Regions from separate parts of the Homo sapiens genome. Here region 2 is linked to region 1. Evidence: read pairs that join two places in POLR2A ChIA-PET (ENCODE). Cell type or tissue: CD4-positive, alpha-beta T cell. All regions are shown on one strand. Each heading gives the region's core, and the rest is flanking DNA. Links, peaks and the distances in the headings are about the cores only. Region 1 overlaps MYL4 (myosin light chain 4). Region 2 overlaps EFCAB13 (EF-hand calcium binding domain 13).

Region 1 (2,921 bases), core at 7-2,506:
AGCCTCAGTGTTTCAGGCAAAGACAAGGACAGAAGCCCTGAGTCCCACCTCTCAGGCCTCAGTAGTAAGCCCTGCTCTGCCAACCTGCTCTCCCCTCCTCTCCCAAACCCTGGTACCTGCTGAGCAAACCCAACTGGGAATGGTTGTTCTTGCAGAGCCCAGGGAGACAGGGCCTGGATCAGGTCATTATCCTCAGGATGCAAAGACCCTTGTATACCACCCCCCACCCAACCAGCATATGTCACCTTGGCACCTCCCACCCCTCCATTCCTCCCACTTGGTCTTCATCTCTGCCCAGCTGGCATACCCAGGGTGGCAAGGACGTGCCGAAGCTCAGCACCCATGACCGTGCCATTGCTCTCCTTGTCAAAGACACGCAGGCCCTCCACGAAGTCCTCATAGGTGCCCTGCTCCTTGTTGCGGGAAATGTGCTGCAGGATGGGCAAGAACGTCTCAAAGTCCAGCATCTTGACATTCATCTCTTCAGGCAGGCAGGGTAAAGAAAGAGAAATCAATGTGAGCAGGTGCTCAAGGGAGCAGAGGGTCAAGAGGGGGCCTCACCCCAAGTCTGACAGCACCCAGGGCTTGGGCTGCAGCCAATTCTGGGTGGTACACCCATTAGTGCTCCTAGAGGACACAGAGCTTCCCATCCAAGCAAGGTAGGGGACTGGGAGCTGGGGAGATGGTCTCAGGGGCCCTCTTTTCTCAGTGAAAGCAGTAGGATGGAAGGAAAAAGGAGCCCTCCACCCAGACCTCTAAGCACCAGGTGGCCAGCCAAGCGGAGGAGCTGAGGGTGGCAGCAGCAGGATGTGAGGGGTCTGAAGTGCCACGCGGCCCGGGCCTCACACTCAGTTTAGACCCTTGACGTGACAGACCTATAATCACAGGGGCAAACCAACAGGATTGAAAAAAGCAACGTTTGCATCACTCTGCATGGGGTCCCATCACTAGACCACACAGCTTGAAGCTACTCTGAATCAATAATTCTTATAAATTCACAGTTCTCTTGTGAATAGCATACTTCTCCCACATGGTAGTGTATTTAAAAGGCTTTAATTTAATAGAGGCAAACTATTTTTAAATATCACAAATGTGGGCATTTCTTTCTTTTATAAGCACACAGGACTTGCTTCTGACTTCTGAGATGCAAGCCCCTAGCCCTCTGGTCCTTTCCTGCCCACATCCTTCACCCCCGCGGTTACCTTCAGCCAGAGGAGAAGGGGGACGGGCCAGAACCAAGGGATGGGGAGGAAACCACTATGGGGCCCAGGAAGCCTCCAGAGACAGACCACCCTTGCTGAGAGGCTCACCCCACCCCAAACCCCGTGCCAACACCACTGAGGAGAAGCATGTGTGTGTGTTTTAGAGCAGCTGTTAACTTGACTGGCACACATGACAGACAACATTCACAAACAGGACACACTCCCTCACACCTCTTCTCATCTGCCGTAATGATTGACAGAGGCACAGCTCACATGAGTATGAACACTCAATGATCACACTTAGGAGCCACAAAAGAATCGTTTGCACCACTTTCTAAACACTTACTCACCATTCTAAACACTCACTCACCAAAACCTATTGAAATGCAAATGAATGAAAGAGGCAGCACGTAGAGCTAAGAATCTTGAAGCTGCTCTAATTTATACCAAACAATTTGCAAACGTCAGTACTCTAACCATTATTAGAAACAAATTGTTTGTAATACAGCTCGCGATGGCCACCACAGGATACCTCGGTGCTGTGACAGATGCCCCTCCTGAGAGCTCCTGGGCTGGGGAGTGGGAACCATCAGTTATCAGATTTCCAGATTCCCACTCAGCCTTCCTCAGACACTGAGGCAACAGAATGTGGCTCATGCCCCACAGGAGCTCCCAACCTCGTGAGGGAAACAAGCCCAGGCTACATTCCTCAAGGGTCACTTAAGTACGGGGACGTCTAGATAAATTCTCAAAATGGGACTAGGGTAAGCTGGGTAGGTGAGGCTGGTCCTGAGGGGCTAAAGCAGGAGAAGAGAGAGTGCAGATGGCAGAGAAGATCTGGACAAGGAGGAAGCCAAGGGGCTGCAAGCCTGACCCTGGGAGAGGTCTGCCATGCAGCCGCACTGACCTTCAGGCTTGGGCTTGCCCAGCACACGCAGCACCTCGGCATTGGTAGGGTTCTGGCCCAGGGCCCGCAGTACATCCCCGCACTGGCCGTAGGTGATCTTCATCTCTCCAGTCGGGGTCCGGTCAAACAATGAAAAGGCCTCTTTGAACTCTGTGGAGAGAAGACCCAGCTATACCTTCCAATCCCCAGTGAAGGTGGTGGCTGGTGGCCAATCAGCCTCCACCCAAGCTGAATAGCAGGTGAGTGTGGTTGTTAAAATATCCCAATATTTCGCTTTGTCCATTATCCCAGGCCGTCCCTCGAACCCGTCCTCATCCCATCTTCTGTCAACCAAAGAAGCAGCCTGGTGCCTCCACGACCCATTCCAGGGCTGGGACTGGGATCTCTTCTATTGCTTCGTTGTTATAAAATTCCAGTGTTGGGAGGCTGCGGCCCGAGAATCGCTTGAGCTCGGGAGGCAGAGGTTGCAGTCAGCCAAGATCGCACCACTGCACTCCAGCCTGGGTGACAGAGTGAAACTCCATCTTGAAACAAAAAAAAAATTCAGATGTCTCCCTGGCCTCCACCCCTCCCACCCACACATCCCGCTCTGGTGTAGGTGAGGTTCCTGACTCCTGAAATGACAGACAAGTGAAAACAGCACTGGCCCAGAAGTGAGGATTCCTAAATTCTCATCTTGGCTCTGCCTCAGAGTGCAGGATAAGCTGGGCTGGGTCTCAGCTTCATGTGCACACAAAGGGAGTGACAACTACACCCCACTCCCTGGGCCTGTCACTGTGAGAGCAAAGGGAGGTCGCAGTGTGTGGAAGCAC
Region 2 (2,921 bases), core at 206-2,705, 110 kb before region 1:
CAGCTACTTGGGAGGCTGAGGCAGGAGAATGGCTTGAACCCAGGAGGCGCAGCTTGCAGTGAGCCAAGATCGTGCCACTACACTCCAGCCTGGGCAACACAGCGAGACTCCATTTCAAAAAAAAAAAAAAAAATAGCCGAGTGTGACGGCGCACGCCTGTAGTCCCAGCTACTCAGGAGGCTGAGGCAGAAGAATCACTTGAACCCAGGAGGTGGAGGTTGCAGTGAGCCATGGCTGCGCCACTGCACTCCAGCCTGGGTGACAGAGTGAGGCTCCATCTCAAAAAAAAAAAAAAACTATTCAAATATCTTAATTTCATGGAAGACACAAAGCCAAGCCTAGAGGAAAGAACCTTCTGTTTCCTTCTTAAATTCTCTTTAAGACAAACTTAACAGACATATGGATAACTGTTCTCCTCTAACTAGAATCCTATGATTCCAGTTAGCTTATAGCTTACTTATAGGCTTCCACATGTGATATAGTTTGACTCTGTGTCCCTACCTAAATCTCATGTTGAATTGTAATCCCCAATATTGGGGGAGAGACCTGGTAGGAAGTGATTGGATCATGGGGGCAGATTTCCCACTTGTTGTTCTCATGATACTGAGTGAGTTCTCATGAGATCTGTTTGTTTAAAAGTATGTGGCACTTCCCTCTTCACTCTCCCTCCTGCTGGCCTTGTGAAGATATGCTTGCTCCCCCTTCCCCTTCCACCATGATTCTAAGTTTCCTGAGGCTTCCCCAGCCTCGCTTCCTGTAAAGTCTGCAGAACCATGAGCAATTAAACCTCTTTTATTTATAAATTACGTAGTCTCAAGTAGTTCTTTATAACAATGTGAGAACCAACTTAGACAACATGGAAGCCTATAGATGGCTGTGAGAGAAGTCAGAAAAAATGTAAGAACAGCTATTTAGGAGTTAAAATTATGCTACTGAAAGAATGACCACAAATATGCATGATCCTATACACATGGTACATTATGAGAACGCATAAGCCACAGCTACATTTTGGCATTCTTAACTTGCAAAAGTATAATTCAATAAAGTAAGTTCAGAGTTTTTAACTTACATTTTTTTATATTCTGGGCTCAAACTCCTAATTTCCGGTGAAATTTCCTTCTCTATTGTTTTAGAAAACTTGATGTATTTCTTGTGGTTAATAGTTCCTGATGACAAGTCAGTTGCAAAAGAATTAGAGCCATCATCTAATAAGTCAATATTTTCCTCTGCCTGGGGAATATAAGAGCCACAATCAAGCATGTCCTCTTTGCACATACATATTAAATATGACATTCTGGGTCAATCATTCATTTTAGATTGATATTCTTTCTCAAATAGTGCTACCGAAGAGAATTTTGTTGAAAAAGGTTTTACTCACTAATGTATTATTTTTCCAGATTCAGTACATACTCTAAATAACTCCAATTATCCTTAGTGCATTATACAGCTATAAAAGAACATCATTTATGAATATGTCTAACAGTTATTGCATCTAGCACTTTTTCTTTTTTTGAGACAGGGTCTCTTTTTGTTGCCTAGGGTGGAGTCCGTGGTGCAATCATGGCTCACTGCAGCCTTGACCTCCCAGGCTCAAGCAATTCTCCCACCTCAGCCTCCTGAGAAGCTGAGACCACAGACATGCACCATCATGCGTGGCTAATTTTTTATTATTCGTAGAGACGAGGTCTCCCTACATTGCCAAGGCTGGTCTCGAACTTCTGAGCTCAAGCAGTCCTCCCACCTCAGCCTCCCAAAGTGCTAGAATTACAGGCATGAGCTACCTCTCCCAGCCTGGATCTAGCTCTTAAGGCATCAAGGTACAAAAGTTTATCATACTCTTTGCCAAGAAAGATACAAAAGTTTATCATACTCTTTGCAAAGCAGTATTTTTATTATAAACATTAACTCGATTTTAGATACAAACTAAAGCCATGATCCATGAAAGAAATAATCGATAAGTTAAACTTCATTTAAAGCTTCTGCTCTGTGAAAGACACCATATCAAGACAATGAAAGGACAAGTCACAGACTGGGAGAAAATGTTTTCAAAAGACATATTTTATAAAGAACTGTCATCCAAAATATACAAAGAACTCTTAAAACATAATAAAAAAGAACTCAATTTTAAAATGAGCTAAAGACTTGAACAGACACCTCACCAAAGAAGATACACAGAAACATGGTAAATAATGATATGAAAAGAGGCTCAACATTATAATGGGATTAGGGAACTGCAAATTAAAAGGAAATACCATCATTACATACCTGTTAGAATGATGAAATTTTAACAAAAAAAAAACTATAAAACTTTGATAAAGGAAACTGAAGAAGACACAAATAAATGAGAAAATAGCCCAAGTTCATGGATTCAAAAAATTAATATTGTTTAAATGTCCATACTTTCCAATGATATCTACAGATTCAATGCAATTCCTCTCAAAATTCCGATGTCATTTTTCACAGAAATAAAAAAATCCTAACATTCATATGGAAACAGTAAACACCCCATATAGCCAAAGCAATCTTAAGCAAAAAGAACAAAGTTGGAGGCATCACACTTCCTAATTTCAAAACAGATGATAAAGCTATAGTAATCAAAACAGAATGTTACTGGCATAACCAATCAATAGGACACACCAATCAATAGGACAGGATAGGAAGCCTAGAAATTTTCCAAATATTTACAGTCAGCTGATTTTCAACAAAGGTGCCAAGTACACACAATGGGGAAAGAACAGTCTCTTCAATAAATGGCATTGGGAAAACTGGATATCCTTCTGCAGAAAAATGAAATTGGGACATTATCTCACACCATATACAAAAATCAATTTAAAATGCATTAAAGATTTAAACACAAGACCTAAAACTGTAAAGTTACAAGAAGATAGGGGAAAAGCTCTACCACATTGGTCTGGGGAATG

The links. Peaks named below come from ENCODE experiments on the same cell type or tissue, not always from the same donor. Only the 100,000 strongest peaks of a DNase experiment are listed, where the experiment ranks them.
Region 2: POLR2A ChIA-PET joins it to region 1 with 12 read pairs; 3 of 35 experiments call an interaction of 5 or more read pairs at or near these places.

Annotation. Positions count from the first base shown.
Region 1 is chr17:47,219,242-47,222,162 of GRCh38, reverse strand. It overlaps MYL4 (myosin light chain 4), which reads right to left. Exons shown (of 7, transcript NM_002476.2): 3 at 2,110-2,259; 4 at 308-481. Among named protein-coding and RNA genes, the nearest start is that of MYL4, 11 kb to the right of the region's middle. RefSeq lists enhancers at 119-774, 775-1,431. In CD4-positive, alpha-beta T cell, for the core only: no CTCF peak of the experiment used is centred there; no DNase peak of the experiment used is centred there; H3K27ac peaks cover 215 bases.
Region 2 is chr17:47,333,505-47,336,425 of GRCh38, reverse strand. EFCAB13 (EF-hand calcium binding domain 13) reads right to left here. Exons shown (of 25, transcript NM_152347.5): 5 at 1,070-1,230. Among named protein-coding and RNA genes, the nearest start is that of EFCAB13, 11 kb to the right of the region's middle. In CD4-positive, alpha-beta T cell, for the core only: no CTCF peak of the experiment used is centred there; no DNase peak of the experiment used is centred there.